4 separate regions of the Homo sapiens genome follow, and all the other regions are linked to region 2. The links are chromatin loops, found by intact Hi-C in ENCODE. Cell type or tissue: endothelial cell of umbilical vein. All regions are shown on one strand. Each heading gives the region's core, and the rest is flanking DNA. Links, peaks and the distances in the headings are about the cores only. Region 1 has its middle 41 kb from the start of GTF3C3. Region 2 overlaps HECW2 (HECT, C2 and WW domain containing E3 ubiquitin protein ligase 2). Region 3 overlaps HECW2 (HECT, C2 and WW domain containing E3 ubiquitin protein ligase 2). Region 4 overlaps HECW2 (HECT, C2 and WW domain containing E3 ubiquitin protein ligase 2).

The links. Peaks named below come from ENCODE experiments on the same cell type or tissue, not always from the same donor. Only the 100,000 strongest peaks of a DNase experiment are listed, where the experiment ranks them.
Region 1: a loop joins it to region 2, with 21 times the contacts of the local background. A loop is called at or near these places in 2 of 110 quality-filtered maps.
Region 3: a loop joins it to region 2, with 4 times the contacts of the local background. A loop is called at or near these places in 6 of 110 quality-filtered maps.
Region 4: it touches region 2 in a loop (9-fold over the local background); 4 of 110 quality-filtered maps call a loop at or near these places.

Annotation. Positions count from the first base shown.
Region 1 is chr2:196,754,558-196,762,790 of GRCh38, reverse strand. No RefSeq gene overlaps it. Among named protein-coding and RNA genes, the nearest start is that of GTF3C3, 41 kb to the left of the region's middle. In endothelial cell of umbilical vein, for the core only: a CTCF peak has its summit at 3,732 (motif pointing right); no DNase peak of the experiment used is centred there.
Region 2 is chr2:196,398,704-196,406,936 of GRCh38, reverse strand. The region is part of intron 2 of HECW2 (HECT, C2 and WW domain containing E3 ubiquitin protein ligase 2); the gene reads left to right. Among named protein-coding and RNA genes, the nearest start is that of HECW2-AS1, 140 kb to the right of the region's middle. RefSeq lists a silencer at 1,763-1,953 and an enhancer at 6,438-6,732. In endothelial cell of umbilical vein, for the core only: no CTCF peak of the experiment used is centred there; DNase peaks (open chromatin) are centred at 2,446 and 3,256; H3K27ac peaks cover 2,581 bases.
Region 3 is chr2:196,333,797-196,342,029 of GRCh38, reverse strand. HECW2 (HECT, C2 and WW domain containing E3 ubiquitin protein ligase 2) reads left to right here. Exons shown (of 29, transcript NM_001348768.2): 4 at 7,512-7,606. Among named protein-coding and RNA genes, the nearest start is that of HECW2-AS1, 78 kb to the right of the region's middle. In endothelial cell of umbilical vein, for the core only: a CTCF peak has its summit at 4,484 (motif pointing right); no DNase peak of the experiment used is centred there.
Region 4 is chr2:196,294,025-196,302,257 of GRCh38, reverse strand. All of the region lies in intron 13 of HECW2 (HECT, C2 and WW domain containing E3 ubiquitin protein ligase 2), which reads left to right. Among named protein-coding and RNA genes, the nearest start is that of HECW2-AS1, 38 kb to the right of the region's middle. In endothelial cell of umbilical vein, for the core only: a CTCF peak has its summit at 3,963 (motif pointing left); a DNase peak (open chromatin) is centred at 3,947.

The DNA.
Region 1 (8,233 bases), core at 1,931-5,930, 360 kb before region 2:
ACCTCCAGCTAATTTTTGTATTTTTAGTAGAGACAGGGTTTCACCATGTTGGCCAAGATGGTCTCGATCTCTTGACCTCGTAATTCGCCCGCCTCGGCCTCCCAAAGTGCTGGGATTACAGGTGTGAGCCACTGCACCCAGCCAAGCATAAGTTTATTTTAGAAAGAAAAAAGACATTGGCAGTGTTTCTGTCTTCCAGGCCTTCAGCCCATCAAAGCCCCTGTATAAAAACATCTTTTGGGGTCTCTTTTTAAAAGCTCCTATTCTCTTACCTCCCATCCTCACCTTAGCAGTGGGGTCCTGGTACCTGTTTTATGCACTGAGACTCTGCTGCTCCTGCATGATCACAGTTGATCGAGGAGGGAGTCTGCTCCTGAACCAACCTGGGCCAATCAGGAGTTTCCTCCCGCCTTCCCTGGGAATTTCAGACTTGAAATAGTTCATGTAGGGCCAGAACTTCAGAACAATGAGGCCAACTAGCAGTTAACCCGTTCTGTTGAAAAAAAAAAAAAAAGTGAGGTGTCTGCATTAAGAGAAGTAAAGATGAGCGAAGGAGAGTTCTCTCTGAAGTCCCAGAGATTTCCAGTTTTCAGTTCTATCCTCAGGCCAGCTGCCTTCTTACCCTTGGATTCGTTCTAGGAGATAGCCTTGATTCTGTTATAGTTTCCACTTTAATATTTACACCAGCTTGGGTTTTTCTGTTAAATGCACATACAAAAAATTTTGACCTGATCGACCACCATTCCATCTTTCTTTTAATTTAGCATTACTGCTTTCTAGCCATTTTCATAGGAAGAAAGTATAAAGCAAACAGAAATGAATATAAAAATTTGTTGCTGAATTACAAGTAGTGTCACGAAGTCTAATCCACAATAAACAGGCTTTTCAAAATCATTCAGAGCAAGAACAGGAGGAATGTTCCTGCTGTGGTGTTGTAAAGCTAATAGTATTATAATACTATAGTTCATATTGAAAGAATATATACTCCAACATAATACTGAACAGGGTAGGAAAGGAGTTAATGGCCAAGATATTGGGTGAGGATATGAGTAAGGGGGGACTAGAAATGAACTGCATCTCCAGGCCCATAGTCCCTATACTAATGGCTATGCTATGAAACTGCAAATTAGAATTTTGAGGCATTCTCAGAAGAAAATGACCAAATGAACTGAATTTTTTAAGTGGGCAAAAGGTGGATTCTGGAAACCACTTGGGCATGTTAGTGCTGGCATGATTCCAGCCATCTGTGTGTTCTTTGAAGTGATGTTCCTTAGGATACTTACTCTTTTTTTCCAAGCAAAAAGGCCAGCTGCCTTCTCACCCTTGGATTCATTCTAGAATCCAGATAGATTCTTTGATTCTTTGATCAGGATATCCTTGATTCTATAATAACTTCCACTTCAATCTTTTAGGAGATACACTCTTTTTGCTTGGTACTAGACTGGTGGTTCTGAGGACTATCTTACATTTTATGTATCTGGGTTTTAGCAGAGTCTGTGAGGAAGACTGCTGTGATATGCTTATGGATTGAATGGGAAAGTGTGGCTGGTTCTTCAGCCGGTAGAATGACCGAACTCAAAGAATGCATGTTGACAGACTGATGTAGACTGGAGAGAAACTGCAAATGACATGCCACCATGTTCATTAACGACTTAGGTGACAATATAAGGCATGGTCAAATTTGCATGGAGGGAAACTAGAAGTTATAATAAATACCAATACTAATGAATTAATGAAAAATCTCAACAATGTTATTAAACTGAACTGGGGTCTGCTTGCCCAGCATGGTAAGGCCAAACATCCATACCAAGGTTTTCAGCAGGAGAAAGGGGGGCATTTATTTGTAGGCACCTTGAAGCAAGGAGAATTGGGCAGTTTATGCTTAGGACCTGACCTCTTCAATGGCTCATAAGGAAGGGTTTTTAAATGCAGGGGTACATTTTAAGCAAGAGTTATAGGCAAAATTGTAAATTAATACATGGAGGTTCTATAATACATTGGTTTGGCCTAAAAGGGTGGGATATCTTGAAGTGGGGGCTTATAGGTAACAGATTTAAAGATTTTTTTGATTTGTAATTGGTTAAGGAAGAGAAGCTTTATTTAAAATTTTGGGGTCATCAGAAAAGAATGTTGGCCCTGGCTCTTGGGTATGACTTCTTTTAGACCCTTCAGGAAGAAATTCAGAGCAAGGAGTGGCAGCATTTAATCTTCATTTCCCCCTTACTAGAGGTTTATGTGTCAGTGGATCCACTTGGTGGCGGGTCTGGTTTTTTGAAAAACAACTTAGGGACGTATGTTATAAGATGCTCTTTTTAGTTTTTATAGAGACCCAAACCATCCAGTGACTAATTTTTTTGGCTATTGTTTTAAGTTATTATCTTTTTGTTCATTATGTTATTTTTTAGGGCTAGCTAGGTATCTGGAATTTTTTTTTAAGGAATTCAAGATTTTAAAAAAATTTTGTTTGGTGCGGGGACAGGCTGCAGGCCCCTAAGAGGGGTCCCTGTTCCATCTCAAAAGTAACACAGTTACTTTTACCTCCAAAATCCAAAAACCAACAAAACACAGCAAACAAAAAAGACAATATAAACTCCAGGCCAAAAAGAATAAGAGATAACAGAGAGACGACAAAATAATTTTTAGAAACTAGGAAGCAAATGGGCAATTGGTAACTAAATAAACTACAGAAAAATGAAAGCTGAGTGCCCACAGGAGGTGGTGGGGAGAGGGGCAGAAGCAAGCTGATTCAAGACCTTAAAGCTTGTCCACTAGGTTCCTCCAAAGACAGGTGAAGTGTGGTCAAAAATGGGAGCAGTGGAAAGTCTGTTAAGCCACAGTGAGACCCTCCTAGTTAACCCTTTTCACCTATGGAAACTGTCCCACTCCCGCATGGAACACTGGTGGTCTTATTTTCTGGAGTTGTGGAATCAGGACCTCTGGATTCGGGAATACCAGGCAGAGATGAAGGCCAGAGTGTTATACTGAAAGCAGAGGATTAAGTGGACGTCTACACACTGAGCAGCGAGATGCCCAGCTGCCTTCTCCTCCTAAGCTCCTAGAAAACTGGCATCTATTTAACATCCTTTAAGCAGGAAGTTAAAGGGTTCCTTTCTGAGAAATCCTGTCCAAGAAAAAAATGCTCATATATATACTGGCAGTTTGAGGGTTCTCAATGAAACAGCCCATCCTGGCCAGAGAAGCCTGCCTGTGAACAAATCCCTCGCACTGCTGTCAGCTTGCTGGCACCTTGCTAGCAGCATTAGTGGACAGCTCACGATCATCAGACTACTGAGGAACGCTTCAGGACTGGGAGAGATCCATATAAGCAATGGGAGGGGAGGAAGGAACGCAAAGGGAACAGAATTGGTGCAGGAAGTAGAAAAACAAAACGCAGTTCATATCCCCAGATAAGACAATACCATACACATGAAATAAGAGGATGCTATTAAAAGGAAGGAATTCAAAGAATGAGAACATTATAAGATTTAAAATGTAATTGCAAGAATTAATTCAATGAAAATATGAAAATAGAATTTAAAGAGACAAAATGGAAAACTGAGAACATTTCAGATAAGAAAATTAAAGGTTATAAAAGTCTAAATGAGTTCTTTGTGGCAGTTGCCACATCTTATAAATTCATGTACATTTCAGTGTGTGTGACTGCTTGATTATAAATAATTCCAGTGGGAGGAACATACCCTGCAATGATTTTTTATATGCAGTAGATGGCAGTGCATTTCTATAAATTTAGGACTGTATTTCATAAAATTTAATTGTCTTAATATGTTTTGTCTAACTTTCAACATTTCAATAGAAAAAAATCTCAGTCTCGCCCTCCACATTTGAGCAATCAGATCCATAAGCTCTGTTTGTGCGGCTCCCATCAGCATTGAAAGAAGGGCAGCTGGACCCTAGTATGTGTTTCTTGCTGCCCGTTTTTCAGCCTTAACCTAAACAAGTCTAGCAGGTATCAGGGCAACCAGATGAAGCATGAAAAGTCTAATCATAACCCTGAAGATCATACCCCAAATTTATCCTGTTTGCAGTTCAGGGTAAGTATGCTAATGTGAAGAGTGAGAGTTAGCAGGACCACTTGGCATTTTAGTAGACAGTCAGGTGTTTCTATTCAGGGAGTTCAGACAAGTGTAGAGGAGAAAGAGAAAGCCAATAAACAGAAACCTCTGGCCCAGTGACCTGCAACTGCATAAAAGAGGACAAGCAGTATTCAATTCTGTTATAACTAGTTCCAAGGATGCCAAGCCTCTTTTTTTTTTTTTTTTTTTTTTTTTTTTTTTAAGAGATGGGGTTTTGCTTTGTTGCCCAGGCTGGAATGCAGTGGTGCAATCACAGCTCAATGCAACCTAGTCCTCCCTAGCTCAGGTCATCCTCCCACCTCAGCCTCCTAAGTAGCTAGTATTACAGGCATGCACCACCATGCCAAAAAACCAAGCACAAGATTCCTCCTCTCTGGGCAGGGCATCTCTGGAAAAAAAAAAAAAAAAAGCAGCCCCAGTCAAGGACTTATAGATACAAACCACCATCTCCCTGGGACAGAACACCTGGGGGAAGGGGTGGCTGTGGGCACAGCTTCAGCAAACTTAAATGTCCCTGCCTGACAGCTCTGAAGAGAGCCAGCAGATCTCCCAGCACAGCGTTCAAGCTCTGATAAGGGACAGACTGCCCCCTCAAGTGGGTTTCTGACTCCACTGTATCCTGACTGGGAGACACCGCCCAGTAGGGACTGACAGACACCTCATACAGGAGAGCTCTGGCTGGCATCTGGTGTGTACCCCTCTGGGACTAAGCATCCAGAGGAAGGAACAGGCAGCAATGTTTGCTGTTCTGCAGCCCCTGCTGGTGATACCCAGGCAAACAGGGTCTAGAGTGGACCTCTAGCAAACTCCAGCAGACCTGCAGCAGAGGGGACTATTAGTAGGAAAACTAACAGAAAGGAATAGCATTAACATTAACAAAAAGGACGTCCCCTCAGAGACCCCATCCGAAGGTCACCAACGTCAAAGACCAAAGGTACATAAATCCATGAAGATGAGGAGAAACCATCACAAAAAGGCTGAAAATTCCAAAAACCAGAATGCCTCCTCTCCTCCAAGGATCACAACTCCTCGCCAGCAAGGGAACAAAACTGGATGGAGAATGAGTTTGACGAATTGACAGAAGTAGGCTTCAGAAGGTGGGTAATAACAAACTCCTCCGAGCTAAAGGAGCATGTTCTAACCCAATGCAAGGAAGCTAAGAACCTTGATAAAAGGTTAGACAAATTGCTACCTAGAATAACCAGTGTAGAGAAGAACATAAATGACCTGATGGAGCTGAAAAACACAGCACAAGAACTTCATGAAGCATACACAAGTATCAATACCCAAATCGATCAAGCAGAAGAAAAGATATCAGAGATTGAAGATCAACTCAATGAAATAAAGTGAGAAGACAAGATTAGAGAAAAAAGAGTGAAAAGAAACGAACAAAGCCTCCAAGAAATATGGGACTATGTGAAAAGACCAAATCTACGTCTGATTGGTGTACCTGAAAGTGATGGGGAGAATGGAACCAAGTTGGAAAACACTCTGCAGGATATTATCCAGGAGAACTTCTCCAACCTAGCAAAGCAGGCCAACATTCAAATTCAGGAAATACAGAGAACACCACAAAGATACTCCTCGAGAAGAACAACCCCAAGACACATAATTATCAGATTCACCAAGGTTGGAATGAAGGAAAAAATGTTAAGGGCAGCCAGAGAGAAAAGTCGGGTTACCCACAAAGGAAAGCCCATCAGACTAACAGTGGATCTCTCGGCAGAAACCAGAAAAGAGTGGGGGCCAATATTCAGCATTTGTAAAGAAAAGAATTTTCAACCCAGAATTTCATATCCAGCCAAACTAAGCTTCATAAGCGAAGGAGAAATAAAATCCTTTACAAACAAGCAAATGCTGAGAGATTTTGTCACCACCAGGCCTGCCCTACAAGAGCTCCTGAAGGAAGCACTAAATATGGAAAAGAACAACCGGTACCAGCCACTGCAAAAACATACCAAATTGTAAAGACCATCGACACTATGAAGAAACTGCATAAACTAACAGGCAAAATAACCAGCTAGCATCATAATGACAGGATCAAATTCACACATAACAATATTAACCTTAAATGTAAACAGGCCAAATGCTCCAATTAAAAAACACAGACTGGCAAATTGGATAAAGAGTCAAGACCCATCAGTGTGTTGTATTCAGGAGACCCATCTCATGTGCAAAGACACAAATAGGCTCAAAATAAAGGGATGGAGGAATATTTACCAAGCAAATGGAAAGCAAAAAAAGCAGAGGTTGCAGTCCCAGTCTCTGAAAAAATAGACCTTAAATCAACAAAGATCAAAAGAGACAAAGAAGGTCATTACATAATGGTAAAGGAATCAATGTAACAAGAAGAGCTAACTATCCTAAATATATACGTACCCAATACAGGAGCACCCAGATTCATAAAGCAAGTTCTTAGAGACCTATAAAGAGACTTAGACTCCCACATAATAATAGTGGGAGACTTTAACACCTCCCTGTGAATATTAGACAGACTGACGAGACAGAAAATTAACAAGGATATCCAGGACTTGAACTCAGCTCTGGACCAAGCAGACCTAAATAGACATCTACAGTACTCTCCGCTCCAAATCAACAGAATATACATTCTTCTCAGCACCACATCACACTTATTCTAAAATTGACTACATAATTGGAAGACACTCCTCAGCAAATGCAAAAGAATGGAAATCGTAACAGTCTCTCAGACCACAGCGCAATCAAATTAGAACTCAGGATTAAGAAACTCACTCAAAACTGCACAACTACATGGAAACTGAACAACCTGCTGCTCCTGAATGACTACTGGGTAAATTAAACAAAATTAAGGCAGAAATAAAGATGTTCTTTGAAACCAACAAGAACAAAGACACAACATAGCAGAATCTCTGGGACACATTTAAAGCAGTCTGTAGAGGGAAATTTATAGCACAAAATGTCCACAAGAGAAAGTAGGAAAGATCTAGATCAACACCCTAACATCACAATTAAAAGAACTAGAGAAGCGAGAGCAAACAAATTCAAAAGCTAGCAGAAGACAAGAAATAACTAAGATCAGAGCAGAACTGAAGGAGATAGGCATAAAAAACCCTTCAAAAAAATCAATGAATCCAGGAGCTGTTTTTTTGAAAAGATTAACAAAATAGACCACTAGCCAGACTAATAAAGAAGAAAAGAGAGAAGAATCAAATAGACACAATAAAAAATGGTAAAGGGGATATCACCACTGATCCCACAGAAATACAAACTACCATCAGAGAATACTATAAACATCCCTATGCAAATAAACTAGAAAATCTAGAAGAAATGGATAAATTCCTGGACGCACACACCCTCCCAAGACTAAACCAGGAAGATGTCGAATCCCTGAATAGACCAATAACAAGTTCTGAAATTGAGGCAGTAATTAAGAGCCTACCAATAAAAAGAAGTCCAGGACCAGACAGATTCACAGCTGAATTCTACCAGAGGTACAAAGAAGAGCTGGTACCATTCCTTCTGAAACTGTCCCAATCAATAGAAAAAGAGGGAATCTTCCCTAACTCATTTTATGAGGCCAGCATCATCCTGATACCAAAACCTGGCAGAGACACAACAAAAAAAGAAAATTTTAGGCCAATATCCCTGATGAACATCGATGTGAAAATCCTCAATAAAATACTGGCAAACCGAATCCAGCAGCACATCAAAAAGCTTATCCACCATGATCAAGTGGGCTTCATCCCTGGGATGCAAGGCTGGATCAACATATGCAATTCAATAAACGTAATCCATCACATAAACAGAACCAATGACAAAAACCACAACATGATTATCTCAATAGATGCAGAAAAGGCCTTTGACAAAATTCAACAACACTTCATGCTAAAAACTCTAAATAAACTAGGTATTGATGGAACATATCTCAAAATAATAAGAGCTATTTATGAAAAACCCACAGCCAATATCATGCTGAATTGGCAAAAACTGGAAGCATTCCATTTGAAAACCAGCAAAAAACAAAGATGCCCTCTCTCACCACTCCTATTCAACATAGTATTGGAAGTTCTGGCCAGGGCAATCAGGCAAGAGAAAGAAATAAAGGATATTCAATTAGGAAAAGAGGAAGTCAAATTGTCTCTGTTTGCAGATGACAAGAT
Region 2 (8,233 bases), core at 1,558-5,557:
GTATTTCAAGTAAGTACAATGCAGATAATAAAAACAGTGTAATGCAACAGGAATGATTGGGCAGACTTTAGATTGGGAGTCAGGAAAGACCTTTCTGCAAGGTGATGTTTAGGCTGAGTGACAAGAAGGAACAAGCATTGCCAACATCAGAGGTAGGAGCATTCTAGGCAGAGAATGGTTCCTAAGGCCCTAAGCAGGAACGAGCTTGGCAGGTGTCAGGAACAGAGAGAGGGCCAGAGTGGCTGGAGCATGGCGGGCCAGGTGGAAATGGGACACAGTGGGTTCAGAGAAGAAGGTTGGGGTCAGATCACAGAGAACTTTGTCAACCAACATAAGGAGTTTGGGTTTTATTCCAAGTACAGTGGAGACCAGGATTTTAAGCAGGAGATTAATAAGGTTTGACTTTTAGAAGATGACTCTGGCTTTTGGAGGAGAATGGATTATAGGTCAGTCTTGTAGCAGTGCAGATGAGAGGGAATATGGGCTTATACTGGGCTAATAATAGAAAAGTTGATAAAAGTAGAATATGTGTAGGGTATCACTGAAGATGGTATAAAGAGAAACTCCTCATGGCTTAGATTGGTGTGGGAAACAGAAGTATCAGGTGTGGTTCCTTGATTGTTGGCCAGAGTAGGACAATTTACTGAAGGAAAAGTAATTATGGGGAATGAGGAGGAAAAGGAGAGTCAGGAATTGTTTTGACCCTGTGAAATTTGACTTGCCTATCAGTCATCTTGGTGAATATGTCAAGAAGGAAGAAGCTGGGTCTGCAAATCTCTAGTGTAGGAATCACTGGCACATAGATGGAGCTGGAGGAGGTTACCCTGAAGGACAGTGTACACAGAGAAAGGAAGGGGTTCTAGCTTGGAGGCTGAGCCCAGAGAGGAGGCACAGAAGGCTGAAAAAGAATAGTCAGTGAGGAAAACCATGAGAATGAGGTGTCCTGGAAGCTACTAGAAGAAAGTAGGGGATAATCAAGTAGGAGGGAGGTCAAGCAGTGTAAGAACAGAGAAGCGACCACTGGGCTTGGCAATGTGTCAAGGGAAGCTGTCGGCTGGTGTCTTGACAGGATTGGTGGGGGTAGAAGTTGAAATGAAATGAGTTGAGAAAGAGATGTGAGGTGAGGAAGTGGGTATTTCAGCTGTAGAGAATTCCCTTAAGAAGTTTGCTGTGAAGGGGGACAAAGCAATGGGGAATGCCTACTGGAGAATTCAGAACAAAGTAAAGATATCTGGTATGTTTGCACATTAATGAATATGATCTAGTAGACATTGTCCACATGACATTGATGTGCACAAGGAGGGATAATTATTGGAGATAAATCCTTGGGAAGGTGTGAGCAGATGGGATTTAGAGCATAAGATGGGGGGTTGGACTTCAACAGGAGCAGAGACATTTCATCCAGAAGAGCAAAAGGGAACACAGAGAAGTATGGCAGATGAGTGGTAGATGTGGCATTGAAAAGGTGAATCTGTTTGCTTCTGTTCTTTATGCATTTGAAAGTGGTGGGGAGCTAGAGGAGAGAGGTAGACATGTGATATCGTCACCTGGAGAAGTGAGGAAACACGTATGTAGAGCACTGTGGCAAAGTTGCCTGGCAGTATTGAGTCCCCTGCAAGATTTGTGGTCCTGAGTCTAAAGTAAGACTCATGAGCATGCTTGTGTTTGGTTTTGTTTTATTCTTCTACCAGCTGGACTGCAGGTGTGGTTTAAGTAGTAGCTAGTTTAATCACTGTTGGGTTTTTCCAGGGGAGTACAGTGGAAGGGGAGACGGAAGATGGAGTTAGAAATATTACCAACAGGAGGGGCCGGGCGCGATGGCTCACACCTGTAATCCCAGCACTTTGGGAGGCCGAGGCGGGCGGATCACGAGGTCAGGAGATTGAGACCATCCTGGCTAACATGGTGAAACCCCATCTCTACTAAAAATACAAAAAAAAAAAAATTTGCCGGGAGTGGTGGCGGACACCTGTAGTCCCAGCTACTTGGGAGGCTGAGGCAGGAGAATGGCGTGAACCTGGGAGGCAGAGCTTGCAGCGAGCCGAGATTGCACCACTGCACTCCAGGCTGGGTGACAGAGCGAGACTATGTCTCAAAAAAAAAAAAAAAAAAAAAAAGAGAAGAAAAAAGAAAAAAAAAGAAATATTACCAACAGGATGATTATAAGAATGGATCAGGGAATCTGGCAGGATAAGGAGGAAATTGATAACTGGGGGTGATTAATGGAGAAAAAGTGGATTGGAGAGCTTGAGATGGAAGGGTTTCTGTAGTGGGAGCACTGGAACTGGTGACCTGGAAGATCAGGAAATGTTTGAATGCAGAAATGTGCCAAAAGACAGGAAACATTTTCCAAGATGATAAAAATCTCAGTAGTGAAAATCTCTTTGGGGTTTAATGTATTTTGAGGCTTTCACCACAATTAAAAAGTGACACTAATTCTGAAGTTACAGATCTTTGACTAGGGGAGGCAGTAGAAGACCCTCTGAACCTTCCTGGCTGGTCAGGACAAGCTTACTGGGTTTTGGGAAATAAAAACATCATTTTCTTCTCCTAGAAGGTCTAGGAAGAGACTTTGAAGAATCTCTTTATTACAGAATCCTAGCAGACATGACAGAGAGAGGCATGACTAATGCTTAGGCAAGTAAGTATATATTCATGGGGCAAATCATAGGGAGAATTATGCTTTTTAACTATTAAAGTTCATGTAATGGGACTTACGCCCAGTCTCCAACTCAAGTGCCATGTTTCTCCTCAATTATTACAAAAATCAAGAGTATCCTATGTGGATACTACAAGTTGCTAAGCTCTTTATTGTATGGATTCAAACAGAAGACTTTTTTCTGGCACTCAATTGCATTTAGTAAAAATGTAGTATAACATGGTTAGCCAACCATAGCCATTGCATGGTTCCATTATATATTACTAGAGTGTTTTTCTCAGATGAATGTGAGGCCTAAAACACTCACAGTGACATAATTTCACAAGAAATTCTGGGTTCTATAGAGAAGGTTGGCAGTGTGATGCTGAAATATGTAACAGGCCTGAAATACAACCTGAAGGAATACTTGAAGAAGTGTCTGGCTTTCTGCTACATATCTTAAGCAGGAAGACAGACATGTTCTTTTTTGTTATTATTATTTCCTTCAAAAGATCTGAGGATCTGTTACATGAGGTCATTCTTCTTCCCTGTGTACTTCCTTAGGCTGACTGGTCTTATAGCCACGATTATCTTCCCTGCAGAGAATGAATTTTCCAGAATGTTTTGGTTCATTTCCTTGAGAGCTTTTAAGCTTTAGAATTTTTTCACAGACTAGGTTAGCTGTAAAACTTTAGGAAAGTGACTCAGTCTTCTTAAATAAATAATGTAAGCCACTGAGTACTTTGTAATCAAGTCACATTTTGCAGAAATGAGCTGCATAGTATAAATGTCTTTTTAAAAGTACATTAAAAATTATGGGCATCTTGAAGGTTTGTGTTTACTGTATCTCTCATATGAGGAGATGCATTTTTAATGACAGATCCTACCTTTCCCTGGAAGTCTTTTTAATAGTCTCTATGGATACCCTATGTGGAAAGCAGAAACACTTAAGCATCTGTTGCTTTATTACTGTGATCATGTTCCTGAACATGTATCTGTTAAATACTTTCTTGTACATTACGTCAGCTGTCAAATGCAGTATCAAAATACAGCATTTAGTTGAGTGACATTTTAGTAGCCTGTGGCTATTTAGTACTTATTTGCTCTTTCTATGCCTATGTCTGTGTCCTACCCAGCACAGTTAAAATTGGTCATCAGTGGAAAGAATGACAGAAGAATAAGAATCCCAAGGTGGACAGGTGTGGTGGCTCATGCCTATAATCCCAGCACTTGGGAGGCCAAGGTGGGCGGATCACCTGAGGTCAGGAGTTCAATATGAGCCTGGCCAACATAGTGAAACTCCGTCTCTACGAAAAATACAAAAATTAGCCAAGCATGGTAGTGCGCGCCTGTAATCCCAGCTACTCGGGAGGCTGAGGCACAAGAATTGCTTGAGCCCAGAAGGCGGAGGTTGCAGTGAGCTGAGATCGTGCCACTGCACTCCAGCCTGGGTGACAGAGCGAGACTCTGTCTCAAAAAAAAAAAAAAAAAAAAATTCCCAAGGCAAGGAATCTGTTTGTTAATTGATTACTTTATTTGATTTACAATATTCACATTTCCAAGTATGTATTTGACCTCCCAAATTAAATTGTTAGCTATAGAAATTTTGTTCGTTCTCTTACAGTTTGTTTTTTGAGTTTCAGGACTATTGTTAAAGGTATACTGTGACAATGTGTATTAGATACCATGAAAAATATATCATTGAATATGCTGTATCACTCACACTGACAAAAAGCTGTTAAATAAATAACAGAGAAACATTATGGAACATAATATCTGTCAGGGGGACTGAATCAGTGAAGGAAAAGTAGCCAAAGTAACCCATGATGTGGAGGTGCACCATGCACACTATTAATGGCTCAGAGTCTCTCACTCTTATTCCCATGTTAGACAACTATTTCAAAGTTTCTTTGACTAAGAATAAAAAGTAAATCTCTTGCAAGCCATCCCCCCAGAAATGAAACTCAAGGTCTGTTAAAGGGCCAGTATATAGCTGCACAATTATCAAATTTCTGAGCTAAAGCTTGTCATTTCTTTTTTCCTTTAGTAACTTATTATGGCAAGTTTCCCTCTTTTTTTTTTTTTTTTTTTTTTTTTTGAGACAGAGTCTCACTCTGTTGCCCAGGCAGGAGTGCAGTGGTGCCATCTCGGCTCACTGCAAGCTCCGCCTCCCAGATTCATGCCATTCTCCTGCCTCAGCCTCCCGAGTAGCTGGGACTACAGGCGCCCGCCACCACGTCCGGCTAATTTTTTTGTATTTTTAGTAGAGACACGGTTTCACCATGTTAGCCAGGATGGTCTCGATCTCCTGACCTTGTGATCCGCCCGCCTCAGCCTCCCAAAGTGCTGGGATTACAGGCGTGAGCCACCGCGCCTGGCAAGTTTCCCTTCTTATGACGCCTAGTTATTTTTGGTACCCTCTCCATTTGAGAACATAGTAGGTCCTTGATTCCATGTCTTAACTTATCTGAGGGATTTTGTTTTCCATTGGAAATCATATTGGTGAAGAAAATATTCTCATTAGTAAAAATTTTTTCTCTAAGATTATAAATGAAAGCTCTTTAAATGTTCATTTTAAAACATCCTGAATATTCACATCTGTGTGATATACAGGATGAATATATACCCTGACTGTGTATTCACTCCTGTGTATATAAAACATCTGTGAAAGGTATATGTCACCTGAACCTAATATTTTGAAATATTTGACAAAAAGAACAACTGATCCATATTTTTTGAGGTAGCGTTTTTAAAGAAAAATTCTATTTAAAAATTCCAGAAGAGTATTGTATTTTTCATAAAATTTCAAATAATACTAATTGTTTCCCTTTCTTCACCAAAGGAAAGAAGTGTTAATGGTGGATTATATATAATAATACACACAGAGAAACACATATGCACAAGTGTACTTTTAAACAAAAATGTATTATGTTATATGCATTCTTCTGTAAATAGTTGCTTCTACTTTGCAATATGCCTTAGACATCAATCCATCTCAATATTCATTGTTTATAACTTCTTGATAGTACTCCTTAATATGCTTGTACTATAATTTCTTTAACCATTACCCTATTAATGGTCCTTTGGGTTGGTCTTAATATTTGATATTACAAATAGTGCTGCAGTAAACATCCCTACACTTACATTTTTGAGCATTTGTGTCAGTATTTCAAAAAACAATTTCTAGGCATGAAACTGCTGAGGCAAAGAATGTGCGCATTTAATTTGAGACATACTGATAAATATCCCTACAGAAATGTTGTTTCAGTTTCCGGAAGTCTGTTATTAATCATGAAACGAAATAAATTAGAAGTTTCTCAAATGATAGGAATTACAAGTCTGCTGAATGATTAGGGCATATATCACAGATGAAGTTTTATAACTCTTTTTGGTTTTGTATAAATTTAAAATTTATATTTTAAGTAGACACAAGTTGAATACAAGACATGGAAATTATTTTAGCTCTTTTTTTTTTTTTGCATTTTGTGGGAATGGGGGTTAGTGGCTCAGAGAGAGGAGAGGGCAAAAGAGTCACTATTTGGTCTTGGAAATGGAGAAATGTAGGTGAGTGAAAGCATCTTTATAAGAATATGCTTTCTGGAACAAGATGATGTTTAGTAAGGTTTTCATGATTTTCAAGTAAACCAGCTGTGACTGGGATTCAGTCCAAGAAGGTCTTTGTGCTGGGACAATACAGATCTTTAGGCTATGGAATAGGAGTAGAACAACAAAATTTCCTGTGCATATTTGGTTTATAAAAATAACCTCTTTGAAAGCACATTTTAAGTTTCAAGTATCCCGTGCTTCTGAACTATTTCTAGGCTATCCTGTTTCAGTCAAAGGGCTTGATTTTAATACAATACCTAAGCTTATCTTTTCACTCAAGAGCAAAAATTCTATATCTTTTCCAGAGTTATGCAGGCATTAGTCATATACTCTACTCTCCTTCCCCGCCAACACGAAAATCCTTCCTCTGTCTGTCCCATTTCCTCACTGATGTATGTAACAGGAGTGATGCAATTTCTTTGCAATGTTGGCAGTTATAATTAGGCTATCTCTTTTGGAAAGGCCTCAAGAATCCCATAGTGAAGGCTGCAAAGGCACCACATGCTTTTTTATTCACTGTGTGATTAGAAAAATTATTGAAAATTTGAGATTTGATTCTTAGACCTATGAAGAAGCTCTTGTGAAACTGGCCTGAGAAAGGGAGCCAGTTAATTTCTTTATAAGACAAATTTCTCCATGCTTTCAGATTCCAGCATATTTTATTATTTTAGCAGGCACCCAGTTATTAATTACTGTAGTAATTCAGTTAAATATAAGATTGTTGAGTGCTCCTTAGGACCTTCTCCAGGAGTCTACTTAATTCCTGAGGACCCTTTCTTATACTAATACTGGGCTTGGCAGTATCTGGTGCACTATTCCCTCACCTAGGAAATGTCAGTAGACACAGCTGTGAAAGGCTATTTAACTGTTTGTTCAAAGATACGTTAATACTTGCTTATAATTTGAAGTATTCTTTTGAAAACTAGTTAGGCCTACGGTTCTATCTGTCAGTCCTACTTAGGAGACTGTGTGGTTAGAAAGAACAATAGCATTGGTGTTCAAATAGGCCTGTGTTTTGAATCCCACTTTTGTTTTTGTTACCTACTACAGTGGCTTCAGCTTGGGCAGGTTATGTCAGATGGGTATCATAACTCCTGTAGGACTAGAGAAAGAAGTGAGCAAATGTTTGTAACATGCATAACACCACACTTAACTTGGGGGAAGAGCTGGATCAGCAATCGTTGTTCTCTTCATTAGCACTTCCTTCTCAGTTTTGGGGAATCCTTAAAATAGTGCTTCCCAGAGTGTTCCACAAGGGTATTCCTGCTGCAGAAGATCATAAGCCCTCTGGCCTCTGGCAGTTTAGCCCAGAGTAGTCTGCTGCCAGGGGGAAATGACTTGAAGTCTTGTTTTACTTTAACCTCTTTGTAATATACATATGTTTTCATGCAGAAATGATGTTAGAATTACCAATTGAATAACTTAATGTAACTTGATGTTTCCCCTTCTTCAAATCCTTGGGGAAAAAATTAGCCTCCAAAAGTATGCTCCACACTTCTAATGGGGCTGAGTCTGGGGAAGCCCATTAGTAGTGCTTCCGGAGTGTACATGCTCAACCTGAGAACCATACCCAAGAGAAGCTCTGGAGATTAAGAATAGATTTTGGGGGCCAATATGTCATCATGAATTGAAATAAAATCATATAATAACATTGGATTGTAAATATATGTTGGTTTAGAAGCCATACTTTTGTCTCTATTTTTTGTTTTTAAAGAGACAGGGTCTCCCTCTCTTGCCCAGGCTGGAGTGCAGTGGTGAAATCACAGCTCACTGCAGCCTCTAACTCCTGGGCTCAAGCCATCCTCCCACATCACCCTCCCAAATGCAAGTAGCTGGGACTACAGGCGTGCACCACCATGCTTAGCTCAGTATTTTTAAAAATTTTATTTCTCCTCAGAGTTATTGAGCTTCTGTATCTGCAGAATAACGTGAGTCTTTTGCTCTCACTGGGGAAACCAGATATGGGGATACAAGGTATCAGAAGATTCA
Region 3 (8,233 bases), core at 2,101-6,100, 65 kb after region 2:
ATTTAATATAAAAGAGAATGTGTGGGTACTAGTACTTAAAGATAGCACTTACTAAACGTGAACATTAAAGATTTGATTAAATGGAAACCTGCCACAAGCATATCTTTGTGAAGCATATCAAACTTCTCTAATACACAGTTATCTTAAAAGGTTAACATCTGTTACTTTGAATTGCCATTAAAGGCATGAAATAATTTCTTTTACCATCCTTACTAGTAAATCAGCACTCTAGAACTTTCTCTAATCCTGCTTCTGCCCCATAAGAAATGTCTTCTTTTCATATTCCAGTTTTCTGACTGGATTCTCTCTTAGGCCTTAAAAGAAATGTCATTTTTAAGGGAAAATGCTCACAAAAAGCAGAGAGAAAGGAAGGTCAGAAAGGGGAAGTAGGTACATTCAGCAGAATCCTAGCTAATAGCACAGCATATAGGAAAGTTTGGAAGAAAACTTGCCAACATGTGAATGAGGATGGTTTCTGGCAGGTGGAATTATGGATGATTTGTTTTTCCGACTTATGTCTATGTAACTTTCCAACATTGCCCCAGCTGGCACGACTATCTAAGTAATGAAGAAATAAGTGATAAAAGAATGTGGGAAAATGGAATGGGAAATAGCTGGTTTTACTTTCAGTGTGATTCCTCCTTTGAAAGGATCCTGGTGTTTAAAAGGCTGATCTAGCTGAGAAATATTGCCAACTGAACTTCAGGGGAAAAGGTAAAATCACTTCCTTTGGAGTGATTTTGGCAAAATCACTCCAAAATGCTGAAGGCTGCTGGTAATTATTGCCTGTTGGAGTGCACAGATTGATATTACAAGGCTCATGTGAACCCATGGGAAGAAGTCAGTACCACATGCTGCTATAGTTTGGAATATAATGTGAGAAAAAGCCCATTTACAGAGTATCCCCTTTACTGTGATTGATTTTCTTTCTCCCTCCCAAAGTGTTAGAGATTCATAATGTCCTGGCTGATTAGGCTATAGTTAAATAGATCTGTCTTGACTGATTTCTCTACATCTCACCCTAGTATTTAATAGAAATGGGCTTGATATTGAAACTAGGAGTTGGGAATGAAGAAAAGAGAAGGGTTTTTTTTTTTTCTTTTCTCCGTATTTTAGCATTTCCACCTTAATTCTTCTCACATAAAATTGGGAGTATTGCGGAGCATAATTGTAAAACTGGAAATATTCAGTGATGCATTTTTTAAAGACTGAGAAATGTAGTATAAGTAAAGTTCAGGACAGTGAATAGGAATTTCAGAAAGATTCTCCTTTGAATAAGTCTTTCTTCATTAATCAGAATGAAGCACTCCTTGCCCCACCAAAACACTCACCCCCTACCCTTGCAATATAAAAGAAGTTGTAATTATATTTATAGTGCCTAGAAATAGTCTATGCCTTTGGGATGTCATTTTTTTTTTTTTTTTTTTTTTTTTTGAGACGGAGTCTTGCTGCGTCTCCCAGGCTGGACTGCAGTGGCGTGTTCTTGGCTCACTGCAACCTCCACCTCCTGGGTTCAAGCGATTCTCCTGCCTCAGCCTCCAAGTACCTGGGATTACAGGTATGCATCACCATGCCCGGCTAATTTTTGTATTTTTAATATAGACAGGTTTTCACCATGTTGGCCAGGCTGGTTTCAAACTCCTGACCTCCAGTGATCCACCCACCTTGGCCTCCCGAAGTGCTGAGATTACAGACGTGAGCCACCGTGCCCGGCTGGATGTCATTTTTAAAACCCATTGTCTGGCTAGAGCATTCTTAAAGGGACTCACAATGGAATGTTGGTTGAATCTCTGGAGCTGATTGCATGGAACTTTTTTTTAAAATTGTGAAGAGATTAGACAGTTTCTAAAATATTTTCCACCTCCAATCCTGAAAATGCAAAGTATTTAAAAATGTTTGTTTTTATCTGCAGAAAGGAAATTTGTTTATCTTTAACTCACCAGAAGTCCAAACAAAGGTTTAAAAATCTCTGAAAATTGATCTATTAAAGTTCCAGGGAAAACCTGGATTTGAGCACTACGTAGGCTATTTGTGAATTTAAGATGGCTTTAGTTTGTCTGGATAAATCCCCAGAGGAGGCAGGTAGTCCAAATTTATTTCATTATAGGGCTTACCTGAATGGATTTGAAGGACAAAACCAAGTATAAATGTGGGTAGATGAGCCTCAGGGCATTCAAGAGGAGGGCCAGCTTCATCTACACTTACTTGTCATAAGACAGTCAAGTATTCAAGAGAGCTCAGGCTCACAGAACCTGAATGGGTCATTTGTGCAGTATGCATTTGTGAGTTTTAAAATTTAAGAGGTTTCAAAAGTACTGGCAGGCCAGAATGTCTGTTTCATTCTATACAGTCTTTTATGGGTTGTGGTCATTCATTTATTCATATTTGCTTTCTGTTCTTCCTTCCCTCCTTCCATCCATCTGTCCATCTATCTCCTCATCTATCCTGAAATATTCATTGAGTGCTACCTTTGTGCTGGGTCTTATTCTAGGTGCTCACTAAATCTTGTATCAATGAGTGAGCTTAGAGTACTAAACTTCATCCTACATTGCTATGTACTGAATTGATATGTGATCATTGAGGAATATGACAAAACACTGATATTTGTATAAATTACATAGCGATTTCACATACTTACCCATCCCAGCCCTGGGAAATGTATATAGGATTAGGAAACAGTATGCAAGTGACAACTGTGAGTGAGAGTCTTTTCTCTGAGTGGTGCTCAGGTTGGTACCTTGCCAGAATAGATGTGTCATGGGTGCCTTTTTATTTGGTGTAGATGGGGTGGCCTCGGTCTCTTATTTTTACTATCAGAGCCTTTTCTGTAACTTTCACCATTCCTAAGTCCCCTCCCACCAATATCAGAAAGGTCTTTTTGCCCCTTGGATGGAGATTTAATGCTTTTCATCCCCCATCTTCACACTTTATATTTTAGGCCCAGTTAGTTCTCTAGTCCTATTAGGTTTCTGCCACATCTGCATGGATATTGTCCCTTTTGTTTTTCTGAGTTTTAGCAGAGGAAAGCCTGGCCATTTCAGGCTCCACTGGCCCTTGTTAAAGAGAAGACAACTTCCAGTGACATGTAACTGACAAGTGAGCATGTCACTGGCATGTGGGTAAATTTCCTCAAAAGCATGAAGAGTAAAGCTGTGAATAAGAATCATAATATTAATAGTTTAATGAAAACACATAGGACAATGGTGAAAGTCATGTTCTAGAATAAATTACGATTAGCTTGATTCTTTAAGATTATTCTACCTTTTAAGTAAAATAGATATGATTAAAGGAAGAAGGACATTTTTATTCCATCCATCTTTATGCTTCAAATATTCAACTTCTAGAAACTTGGGGAAAATCCAGACTCTCTAAATAGGAACAGGCTGTTAACTACTGCCTGAGTGAATCGTGTAGCTATTTAAGATGATGGATGAGATCCTAGTCTGAGGCAAAACCATTTCTTGCAGGGAGTGGCTTGTAGAACCTTTTTGCAGAGAGGGCTTGAAATATAATCTTATATAAATGCCTAGGGTTAATACAGCTGAGTTGTGATTGCTTTTCTAAAAAATAATTTTGAATAGGTAATATACGAAAGAGTATAATGTTTAAAAAGTATAAAAATTGAAAGTAAACGTCTCCCCAGCTTCATGTCCAATTGCCAGTTTTCCCACCCTGAAGGCAACCACTACAACCAGTGTCAAGTTATCTATCTGGAAATATTTTATTCATATACAAACCCAGAAATGTATTCTTCTTTTAAACAGGTGGTAGAATGGTTGATTTTAAATGCAGTGTCAGAATTTCACAGTTACAGAAACCCCTTTACTCGAGAACAGGTTTAAGTTCCTAAACACTGTTCAAAGCCCCTCCGCCTCCCCAACTTGCCCTGGAATATGCCCAAAGTGACGTCTCACAAATGACCACCCTCCAACCCATGGTAGAGGGGAGCAGGCATGCTGCTACCCTGAGGGACATCTTCATTTGTATTTATGAAAATTAGTAAGTCAAAAATTTGAAAATAATGGGGCTTTTCTGTTTAAAGAATATTCAAATACAGAGTGCTAAATCTGTATTTTAGCAATGCTATAAGCAAATGTATCCTGAAGATTATCAAAAGGGGCCCTTATATTGCCATGATCTATGACTGGCTTCAGCTGTCCAGAAGGGACCTCAGAGAGCAGATGCCGCTCATCCTCTGTTCTCTTCCTCCTGAGGCTAGACCTGGCTCAGCCGATATCAGGTCCTTACAGGTTCGTACAGGATGCCTTTCCCTTTTCCTAGCTCACTGCCCTCTGAGGCAACATGCTTTCGATTAGTGAATTCAAAATACTCTTTTTATAGCCCAAAAGAATGGAGGTAGATAGATATATAACATATATTATATATTTGGATACATATAAGTATATGCAAATATTAAAATGTTTCTATACAAATATATATTTTATATATATATATTTTTTTATTTTTTTCCCATAATTTGAGGCCAGCAGGGGGAGATGTTGCCTGCCACATCAGGCTGTGGGAAAAAGCAGCTAGGATAGATGGACTCATTCATTGCTCTTTGGTCCATGTCCTCCATCTCTCCTGCTTATGAACAGGAGGGCTGGGCTCTGTGGATCACTGGGGTCCTCCCTAATCAGTCATCGTGCCTGTGCTTACTTCCACCTGCCTTTGTATATATTTCTCAGAAATAGCTTTTTACAAAAAAAAAAAATGCTCCTCTTGCAGTCAGAGGTTACACATTGTAGGTGCAACAGAAGCCTGTGCCCCTGGGCACCAACTTCCCTTTTCCATCCTTCTGAGCATTCTTCCGTTACCTCTTCCAATAACCAAAATATTCAAATATATTAATCAAAATGCTGCTCTCCCCCTTTGTCAGAGGGGATGTTGCTTAGTTACACCATTTTAAAAAATCTTGTATGATGTTCTAAAACATTAAATAACATTTAAAGATGAAAACTCCCACTCAGAGTGGAACATTCTGATATTTTTAGGGGCAGGAATCTTCACTGATGTCCTGCTGAAGGATCCAGCTAGTTTTCATCCCTACGCAAACCACTCCTCATTCTGTCCAGGACTGTTTTCCTCTCTAGTGACCAGCGTGTGTGGTTTTGTAATGGGTGATCTGTGGAAATCCCCTCAGCTTTTTGTTCCTGCGACACACAGCTCTGTAGCACTGGTGGGGGTGGGGGGATTGGATCATGCCCACAAAATCTACTTTTGTGCAATTCGAGATACATTGATCTTAGTTTCAGGGATTCTACTTTGTCATCTGGGTTGGAGATTTTTGTTATAGCAAGGAATAAAGTAACACCCAAAATGGGTCAGCTAGCAAAGTTGGCATGATTATCATCATCCTCCAAAAAAAATAAGCAGTCACATTTTTTTTATCTCATTGTCTGTTACCTAGTCGACTATTAAAACCTTAGGAAAAGAAGATGGCATCCTAACTTGAGACAGAGTTAGGGGAAGATATCTTATAAAAATGCACTTCTCTCTGTGGAAAAATGGCCTGCTCACTCGCTAACCATTGATTTGATCTATGAGGTGCTGCCTGTAGACAGAGCCACGGATGTTTGCTTCCCCAGCATGAAGAGTGTGATACCAATGAGCTCATGTCCAGAGAATTCAATCCCCATGCATGTTACCACACTTTATTCTGCTCGGACCGTCCTCGTGCACACTACTTAGCTTTGTTCTTGCAGACTACATGCTATTCGTCTTGGAAAAAAGCAAGTGGGAGAGTAAAGTTTGCTCAGGTCTGTCCAGCTACTACTATTTCAGAAATAACCAGTAATCTGTGTTTGTGTTCAGGAAAGTCATTTGCAGAAGAGTTCTCAGGGAGGCAAAGTAATAGTAAAGCTAGAATTCCTGCGTAGGTCATCTCGCCATTCTTCAAACCCAGCATGCTTCATCTGTGCCTCCCTGCTTTTGCCACTCCTTAACTCTCTCTAGCCCCATTTTGCTCATCCATTAGACCTGTTTTTTCCATGACACCTTTCTGACTCCACCATGTCCTCTCTCATCTTCTCTACGCTCTCTATGCTGTTCGACCTGGTGCTCTTCCTTTTTAGTGTGTGTCTTTTGTATTTTGCCATGCCTGTGATTGGCATCTCAGCAGCTACACTACAGAACAGCCACTAGACCAGAAACCTTTCCTTGATTCCCTTGCACTTTCTGGCACATTGCTTCCTGGCCATGTGCTGTGGCAGGTACGTAGTAAAAATCTTCTGGCCAATGATGCTTATTAAATTATGAATTATTGGATAGTGACTCACATAAATAATATAAGGACTCAATATTTTTACCCCATAACAACTTTTGTTTTTTTGAGATTTAGTATTTGTTCATTGGTAGGAAGAGTGTAATGATATAAATTCCTGGAAGAGGATTTTTCTTCAGTTATCATATCTTTCTCTTAAAATAAGGAAACCAAAGACCCTGCAGGAGGCCATTTGGTACAGTCGAGAAAGTCAGTGAAAGATGAACTTCCTTAGGGAAATACATTGAGCAGCCCCACTTTAATAGTCCTGGTGACTCATTTGAGAGAGGAACTCCCTCCCGTAGCCTAGGATTCTCCCTCCAGGGCCTGCCCATCAGCATCCTTGCATATTTAGAACGACACCTTGGGAGAAATGCATCTCGCAGTGACACTTCAGTGACTCAGACGCTTTGTATACAGAGAAATTCCAGTGACTGTAGGTTTATCTTTAACACAGTTTGGTTTCGTGCTTTGGAATTGTAGTTACTTTCCAAAAACCATAATTGGCATTTGTATTACTTTCTATCAAAGTGGAATTATCAGAAAAAAATGTATGAAATGTGTGGATTGCCACAAGCTGTGAGATATAGACATCAGTTGTTTGTAGATTTGATCCCTGTCTACTGGGTGTATTTAAATGACTTGGAAAATTAAAATAATATAAATTTACAGATCCTGTCACTAGAGAATCTACTACAGTATACTTCCATGCTTTGTTAGACTGCTTTTCCTCTATTTCCATTGAGAGCTACAGTCAATGTAGATAGAGGTTATGAGTGAAGGCTTTGGAATCAGACAGCTCAGGTTTGAGTCCTGACTCTCATTTCTTATCTGTCTGACCTGCAGCAAACCTCAACATCTCTTCTGTAATATGGGGAAAGGAATTTCTGCCTCCCAAGGTTCTGTGAGGGTTCACTAACAACATGAACGTGAGACATAACATTGTGGCACGTTAAGGAGCACCTCAATAAATGCCAGCTAGTCCCATTCTTATCGCTACACTATTTCTATTTTGGCATGTTGTTTTGGTGCATCATTTTTCTGATATGTTCAAGAGGTTACAAAGTTTTGGAGGAGCATATAAAATCAAACAGAAATTGATGTAATTTGTTGGCGCTGAGTGGAAAAAAGAGGTCATTCAGAGTCATGAGTAGGATTCCCTGAGAGGTGGTATGGTGGATTTCCACAGCTGATTCCTCCATGACTTGTTTCACTGTTTAAATTACTGTTTTCTCCAATTGCTTTGCAGCGGAGATAAAAATCTGTTTTAAATATTACCACGGCATTAGTGGAGCCCTGCGAGCCACGACCCCCTGCATCACCGTGAAGAACCCAGCTGTGATGGTGAGTGCCCCTCGCTGCCAGCTTCCTTGTGAGATCCATGCTGGGTCTTGATTTCTATTTTTACCTGTGCGGCCCTGACAGGGTTATGAGGAACAATGAAAAAGGAAACACATAACAGTGTGGGCACTGTTATAGGAAAGGAAATAGCTTACAAGGTTGGCACACCTGAATCCCTAATTCGAATCAGTGGAAACATAGGATTTGATTTGTAACAGCCATTTGTAGAGTCGACTCTCCGGGGAACCCATTCATGAAGCAAAGTAGCAAGTGCCCCATTTTGGAAGGTTTAAACTTAGTGTGGGTGACCAGTTGGTAGGAAAGAGTGGCATTGCATCTTATGTGAATTTTAACTATTTAAATTATGGGTGATTTACCTGCCAGTCAACTTAAGGAGCCGTTGCTCGGAAGGGAGTCTAAGTTGGCAGTCACAAATGCACTGTTTTCCTTAAGGTCTTAGTGCTGGTTCCTTCTCAATGCTGAGTTTGGATCTAGTGTCTAGAGATATGGCTCATATTTTGGGTAAAATGTGGCCACTCAATGGAAGTCAACTTCTTTAACTTCAGAAGTTGACTTCAGAAGTCAGGCCTTCAGTTGAAGAAACAGATACCTAATTTACTTTTGTAGGAA
Region 4 (8,233 bases), core at 2,281-6,280, 110 kb after region 2:
AAAACAGACACATAGACCAATGGAACAGAATAGAAAACTCAGAAATAAGACTGCACACCTACAACCATTTGACCTTCAGCAAACCTGACAAAAACAGGCATTGGGGAAAGGATTGATTCCCTATTTAATAAGTGGTGGTGGGAGAACTGGCTAGCCATATGCAGAAAATTGAAACTGGACCCTTTCCTTACATTATATACAAAAATTAACTCAAGATGGACTAAAGACTTCAATGTAAAGCTGAAAGCTATAAAAACCCTACAAAAAAATCTAGGCAATACTATTCAGGACATAGGCACAAGCAAAGATTTCATGACAAAAGTACCAAAAGCAATTGCAACAAAAGCAAAAACTGACACATGGGATCTAATTAAACTAAAGAGCTTCTACACAGCAAAAGAAACTATCATCAGAGTGAACAGACAACCTACAGAATGGGAGAAAATTTTTGTAGTCTGTCCATGTGACAAAGGTCTAATGTCCAGAGTCTACAAAGAACTTAAACACATCTACAAGAAAAAAAAAAAAAAAACAATCCCATTAAAAAGTGGGCAGAGGATATGAATAGACATTTCTCAAAAGAAGACATACACGTGGCCTACAAACACATGAAAAAAAGCTCAACATTACTGGTCATTATAGAAATGCAAATCAAAACCACAATGAGATGTCATCTCATGCCAGTCAGAATGGCCATTATGAAAAAGTAAGAACACAACAGATGCTGGCGAAGTTACAGAGATAAAGAAATGCTTCTGCACTTTCGGTGGGAGTGTAAATTAGTTCAACCATTGTGAAAGACAGTGTGGCGATTCCCTAAAGATCTAGAACCAGAAATACCACTTGACCCAGCAATCCCATCACTGGTTATATAACTAAAGGAATATAAATCATTCTATTATAAAGATACGTGAACATGTATGTTCATTGCGGCACTATTCACAATATCAAAGACATGGAATCAACCCAAATGCCCATCAATGATAGACTGGATAAAGAAAATGTGGTACATATATACCATGGAATACTGTGCAGTCATAAAAAGGAATGCAATCATGTCCTTTCCAGAGGCATGGATGGAGTTGGAAGCTATTATTCTCAGCAAACTAAAACACAAACAGAAAACCAAACACCACATGTTCTCACTTGTAAGTGGGAGCTGAATGATGAGAACCCATGGACACTGGCGGGGAACAACACACACTGGTGCCTGTCGGGGGTGGGGTAGGGAGAGGGCGAGCATCAGGGATAATAGTTAATGGATGCTGGGCCTAATACCTAGGTGATAGGATGATCTGTGCAGCAAACCACCATGGCACACATTTGTCTATGTAACAAACCTGCACAACCTGCACACATACCCCTGAACTTAAAAGATGAAGAAAAAAAAAGAGCAACTGATTGCATGGTAGTGTTCATGAGTTTTCTAGTATATGTTTAACCACTGGCTTTCTGGAGAAAAAAGTGTGTGTATATTTGTGTGTATGTAGGCTGTGTTTATACACACACATATATGTCTGTGTATAAATATATGCATGTGAGATATATGTATATATGTGTATAGATATAGATATAGATATATATGTATAGATGGAGGCATCACACTTCCTGACTTATAATTTACAAATAATAGTAAAAGAGACACTGAATGCTTTTGTTGATTTTTGCTACCTACAGTGGTAATTGAAGAACAAGTATAATTCCAACAAGAATATTTTCATTTGCATTAACAAGTAAAGACAACAGTGTAAAAGGGAGACATGTTGGAGTTTCATATTCCTTTGTCAATAGTTTTTGAATATTAGACTTACATTTCTTCATGTTATGTGTGTTTGTGCTATTTGCAATGTAACAGCACAATTTGAAGTTTCATCTGCATTCTAATTTTCTCCATTAATTTCTTAAGTCTGGACCTTAAGTAAAGAAAAAGGCAGTAAACTTTTCCTATAAAGGGCCAGAGAGTAAATATTTTAGGGTTTTGGCCCAAAGACAACATGTAAGCAAATGGCCCTGGCTGAGTTCCAATGAAGCTTTGTTTACAAACACAGACAGCTAGCCATTGGGCCTGTAGATTGCCCACCCCAGTCTAGACAGCCTACAGAACAATAAATCAAGCCCTGATATTGCATTTCCTGATTTCTGTAGTGTTAATACGCCCACTATGGCCAATGTCAAACCACCAATGACATCATGAAGCACAGAGTTCTAACTTCTCTCTTTGGGCTGCCGTCTTCATACAAGTTCCTCATCGCTGCATTGTTTCAAGTAGAGACTGGATAAATAGTCACTGAGTTGTGGTATAAGGCTGCGGGAATTTTTTTTTTTTTTTGAGACAGAGTTTCGCTCTGTCGCCCAGGCTGGAGTGCAGTGGCGCCATCTCGGCTCACTGCAAGCTCCACCTCCTGGGTTCACGCCATTCTCCTGCCTCAGCCTCCCGGGTAGCTGGGACCAAAGATGCCCGCCACCACGCCCGGCTAATTTTTTGTATTTTTAGTAGAGACGGGGTTTCACCATGTTAGCCAGGATGGTCTCGATCTCCTGACCTCATGATCCGCCGACCTCGGCCTCCCAAAGTGCTGGGATTACAGGCGTGAGCCACTGCGCCAGGCCCAAGGCTGTGGTTTTTAAACTTGGTGACTTTAAAAAATAAAATGCATATTCTTGGTACCCAGATCTTAGAGATTCTGGTTCAGTAGGTCTGGAGTGGGTCCCAGCAGTCTGTTTTTATTTTGCTTTGTTTTGTTTTAGGCCCCTTAAGTGATTCTGATACAACTGTGGCCTGTAGTCTGGGAACTCCTAGGATAAAGAGATTTTGCATTAAATGTCCTTACCGTGTTTGTTACAACTATAACTCTCCTGGACTTTTGACAACTAACATGTTTTAACAGTATGAAAATACTAAGCAGCTTACAGGCTTTTTTTTTTTTTAACTTATTTTGTTTTCGTGTTTTTATCGTGTTTCCTTTTTCTTTAGTTGGGCATGATTTTAGAATTTATTTTGCTGGATAGTCTATCTTGATTTCAAAGTATTCTTTCTAAAGCATTTTAATTTTTTTCTTCCTCTTATGAACTGCATTTATATTAGCTAAAAAGATGATCCATGCTGTACATTTATACATTTCTGTAAGACTTAAATTCTGTGGGTTTAGGAAGTATTATTTTCCTGACTTATATATGGCAAATATTGAAGTAGCTGAATTTGTCTTGCTAGAAGTCTCAAGGTATGAATTAATGGAGATAACTCAGACAATTTTTTCTAAAGGGCATTACTTGCTGGAATGTTTTCTTTTTTCCTAGATTAACAGAAAATGTTATAAAATAAACTTTTATTTGATTTCTGTATTTTAAGATTTATTGTCTAGGGTTTTTTGCTAGAATTGTTTATGATCTATACCTCTTTCAGTTACTTCCCTGTTCGTATTATTGAAAATGTTCAATATGCAAAAGGAATGTATTTAATAATTTTCCTAACTATTTTTTTATGACTTGAAGGTATCAGTTTATGTTGAAAGAAAGTCATGAAAAATAGGTGGGAATTGAACAATGAGAAGAACACTTGGACACAGGAAGGGGAACATCACACACCGGGGCCTGTCATGGGGTAGGCGGAGTGGGGAGGGATAGCATTAGGAGATATACCTAATGTAAATGACGAGTTAATGGGTGCAGCACACCAACATGGCACATGTATACATATGTAACAAACCTGCACGTTGTGCACATGTACCCGAGAACTTAAAGTATAAGAAAAAAATAATAAATGTAAAAAAAAAGAAAAATAGATTACGTGTAGTTGTAATACCTAGTAATCCTTACTGGAAAGAAAAGTGTTAAATAGATATATGGTTGTCATAACACTAAAGTAAAACTTGAGAAAGAAAATTTTGTGGGTTTTTTCTTTCTTTTTTTGCATTGTGGTTGCTTTAGGAATTATTCTACTGCCCTCTAATGGTTGTGATCAGATTTCTTTCAAAATTGTCCTGACAAACGATTTCTCTTGTTAATTCAAGATTTAGTTATTAGTGCCATGTCTTTTATAGCTGATGTGCCTATATTTGTCTAATTAATGTCATACATAAATATATTTCATTATATTCAACTGAATAATTTTCCAACATACGTGCCAAATAATTACTACTGTGGCTTTTAATGAGCTCTAAAAATACATTAATTCTAGCGTTTAAGTTTCTTAGTACTTAATGAAGAAAAATACTGTTCCAAAATCCATACGTATATTCTTAAAACTTGGGAATTCCTGCTATTGCAAAATAGATGAATTGATCATTTGTAGATAGTTTTGTTAATGTGAAAATTCCCTTCCATTTTACTCTAGCTAGATGAGAACAATGTAAATCCTGTAAAATTAAAAATATTATGAAGACAGACTGTATAAAACAGGACTGTTTTGATATCTCTGCATACATATTATGCAAACATTTCTTGATTTTGTATATATTAAATTTTGTTTAGTGAATAATGTATACAAGTGCTCAAATCTGCTCCCTTGTGAATATGAGAGATGTTTGCTATAGATTTGGTGACGTGCTTTTCCAAACCTGAATTCAGAATGCCTATTCTTGATGAAGGCTTTCTGAAATATGAAAGAAAGACTTTATTTATCAGTAATGTACTTAACTATGTTTTGAAAACAACAGAATTAGGTGAAATTAGGACTGGGCCAGGTAATCTAGGACATTTGGTCATCATAACACTAAGGAAAACCTGCAAAAAAAGGAGAGGGGATTGATTATTATTTCCATTGTGGTTGACAAGAACTAAGTATTTGCATGTAATTTTCTTATTCTGCTGCCAAATGGCAATGACATTTACTTCTACAACCTCAAACAAACATGTAACCAAACAAAAACACATTTAAGTTCTAAGGAGTGTTATTTAACAAAACTCCACTCAAGAAATTCAGTTGATCATTCACTCAACCATCAAGTGCTTATTTCTTGCTAGGACGATGAGAAACAACCAGGAGGGAAGTTGGAACAGGGATTTTTGGAATTGAGAAGGAATAACTAAAAAGAATAGTTAAATTATGTCAAAGGAAAACAAAGTGTTGTTTCCTTTAGAGATCATTTAAAGGGGCTTTGTCTACTATTAACAATTACCAATTCCTCTTAACTACTCGAGTCCACGTGCAGTGGCTTCCCAGGTGAATTCTGTTCATTATCATGAGACTATGTTATGAAATAGGTATCATGGGCTCTCCTCTAACCTACTTTTGTTTCAAGTAAAATATCAGATTCATTTACTGCATCTTTTTCTGTAAGATAAGCAAGCAAACAAACAAACATAGAAAAGGATCCTTACCTAGTTAGAACCACTAAACCCCAGGAGAACAAAGGAAAATATTTTCTCTTAACCCACAGCTTTGTTAATATCAGCTTCATGAAGACTAAACTCTGTCAACCTAATCCTATCTGTTTAGTGTTTTTGGCTCTTTGGACTGCTCCCATTCTTACCTCTGTTCATTCTGTCCGTGTGTTTCAGTATTTTCACGACTGTCGTGGCCTTTGTTTTTCCAACTCTTTCTGCCTCTGGTGAATCTCTTCCTTCCACCTCCCCCTATAATTCTCCTTCTTCATCCTTTTGAATGATCAGGCCTTGCTCATCTCTGTATCCTCAGGGTTTAGCACAGGGCTTAGCACATGGCTTAGCACATAATTAATGAAGCTTAGGAGACCCTTGTTCAGTTTATAGAATGTGGGATGCTGGGCCAGGATCTTCAAAGACTAAAAGTGGTGAACAATTTTGCCACTTTCTTTATCTGTTATAACACAGGTATGATAGATGTAATCCCCTATATATTTTTACTTACTTATAGCCTGTATTCTTAAAGTGATTTTGACCTTTTCAAATTACTTTACCATCCTTTGTCCCACTGGATTTGAATCTCACGTGCCTATGGAGAAAGCAAGGGAGTTATTATTATCCCATATTACAGTTAAGCAAATTGAGACAGAGATTAAGTAGTTTTCTTTGTCTCTATGAGTGACAGAGCTGAGACTAGAATCTGCACTGTAGTTCTATATGAAGTGGAGTATAAATATCCTTCCCAAACTATAGATATATAAATTACATATATATATACACACACATAAACTATATATACATATCTATACACACACAGTTTTTGCATAAACATATGAAGTTATTCAAACATAGTTTTTTTTATAGAAACATAGCAGTCTAGAAGTATGTTCCTGTTTGGCTTAAGAGTTTTGTATAGACCCTAACAGTCATGTACTTACTATTCAGACTTGAAAAGGCTGTGGATCTAAAGATTGTTTACTAGTTACTGAGAGAAATCTCCTGCATTGAATTACTTTGGTAGATGCTCTTTGCAAGATCAGATGTGTTTGGCACCATACTACATGTTTCATTGAGTGGAGAGGAGGAAGATGAAATGACATAATTAATTATAAGACCAGCCTTAAGATTTCTGTGCTTAAAGAGCTATTCAGCCCCAGGGAATTACTTCAGGTCTGAGGCTGGGATGAGTTTCTTAACTTAATTGCCACTGCTTCTTGCCCTAATGAAGTTCTTTTTTAACAAAGTGAGGAGCATTTCTGGTGCTCTAGATAAGAAATCAGAATGTGGCCTATTTAGTTATTTTAGTGAGAAGAGGGAGCAGTGAAGGCGATAAAGAGGTATACCTATTTAGAACAATGGGTAATGTAATGATTTATCCGACAGAATTATCCCCCAAATAATTTGTCCCTGAAGAGACTTAATATTTGTTTTACTCTTAGGTAGTAAGACCTGAAAGCTCATTATGATCCCTACACAAACTAGTGTGGTCTCAGGACTCTAACTTGCAATGACTTATGTGAAAATATATCAGCAACACTGAGCCAAATGCAGAAAACAGTTGCCTTGCTGATTGTATTTAAAACTCAAAGCAGAGTCAGCCAATAGAGCCAAAACTGTTACTTAGCTGAAGTTAGGTTTTTTCTGACACTGCCCAACTTCTGTTATTTCCTTCTCTGCTTTCATGGTATCACTTTCCTATCCTCTCATGCTCTCTAATTGCCCAGAGCCCATGCATAGGCCTGCCTGCATTGACAGTACTCTCTGCTCTGAACCACACAACTGCTCACAGCCATCAAAACCTCCTCTTATTTAGCCTGTCGGTTGAAATATGACTCAAAAGTATTTTATACTCAAGTGTACTGAGGAATTAAGGTTCAAGGATGGTTCATTGTGGTCTTCTTTCTTCTTCCCTTCCTCCTCCCTTCCTTTCTTCTTTCCTTTAATTTGTTTTGATAGGGAACAAGTATTTAATGACGGTAAATCAATCAGAATAATTTAGGTTATACTTCAATAATAATGACCAACAAATCTCAGTGGCTTAAGCTAACAAAGGATTACTTCTCATTCCAAGTCAGGTTATCAGGGTCCCTGTGGTCACTCAGGGACCCAGAGAGCCAGGCTGGGGAGCATCCCTGTTCAAACATTGCCACTTGCTGTGTCAAAGGGAAGAAAGCTCTAGAGGGACTCACATCAGCAATAAATGCTTTGACCTGGACATGACACATCTTGAGGGATCCTAGAAAGACTGGAGCAATGTTGACTGTCTTCACACTCATTCTTCTTTGATCCCTAATAACGAACACAGTACTGGGTACAGCAAAGACAATAAATGTTTATTAAAATGAAATCATTTCCAGAGACTCTAGAGTCCTTGGGGTTTGCCTTGGGCTGTCTTAGACTAAAATAGATAACAACCCATAAAGTTTAGACTAAAATAGATAACAGAACCCATACGATTTAGACTAAAATAGATAACAGAACCCATAAAGCTGGAAGAGGTCCAGACTCAGTCTAGTGTCCCTGAGACACTAAAGATAAAACGAATCCAAAGCCCTTTGAATCAGTCTGAGAAGAATAGAGTTCCAGGATGATCATTCACGGCCTGGTCAGTTTCATGAATATCATATTCCCTCTGATGATTCAAGGAAACAGCTGCCATACAGTTATTCCTCTTCTGCTGTTTTGTGCATGGTATTATGCAATAAATATTTATTGACTGACTCATATGTGGACAATCATGACATAGTCAGTTTGTGGAATCTTCTTTAAATATCATAGAAATGAAGACTGTAAGGTTTTGGACAAAACAATCACTTTTCTGTGTGGTGGTATAGTGGAGTTTTTTTAAACTTGCATTTCATTCATATACATCCAACCAAATATACACAGGGAAAAAGAGAAAAAAAGAAAA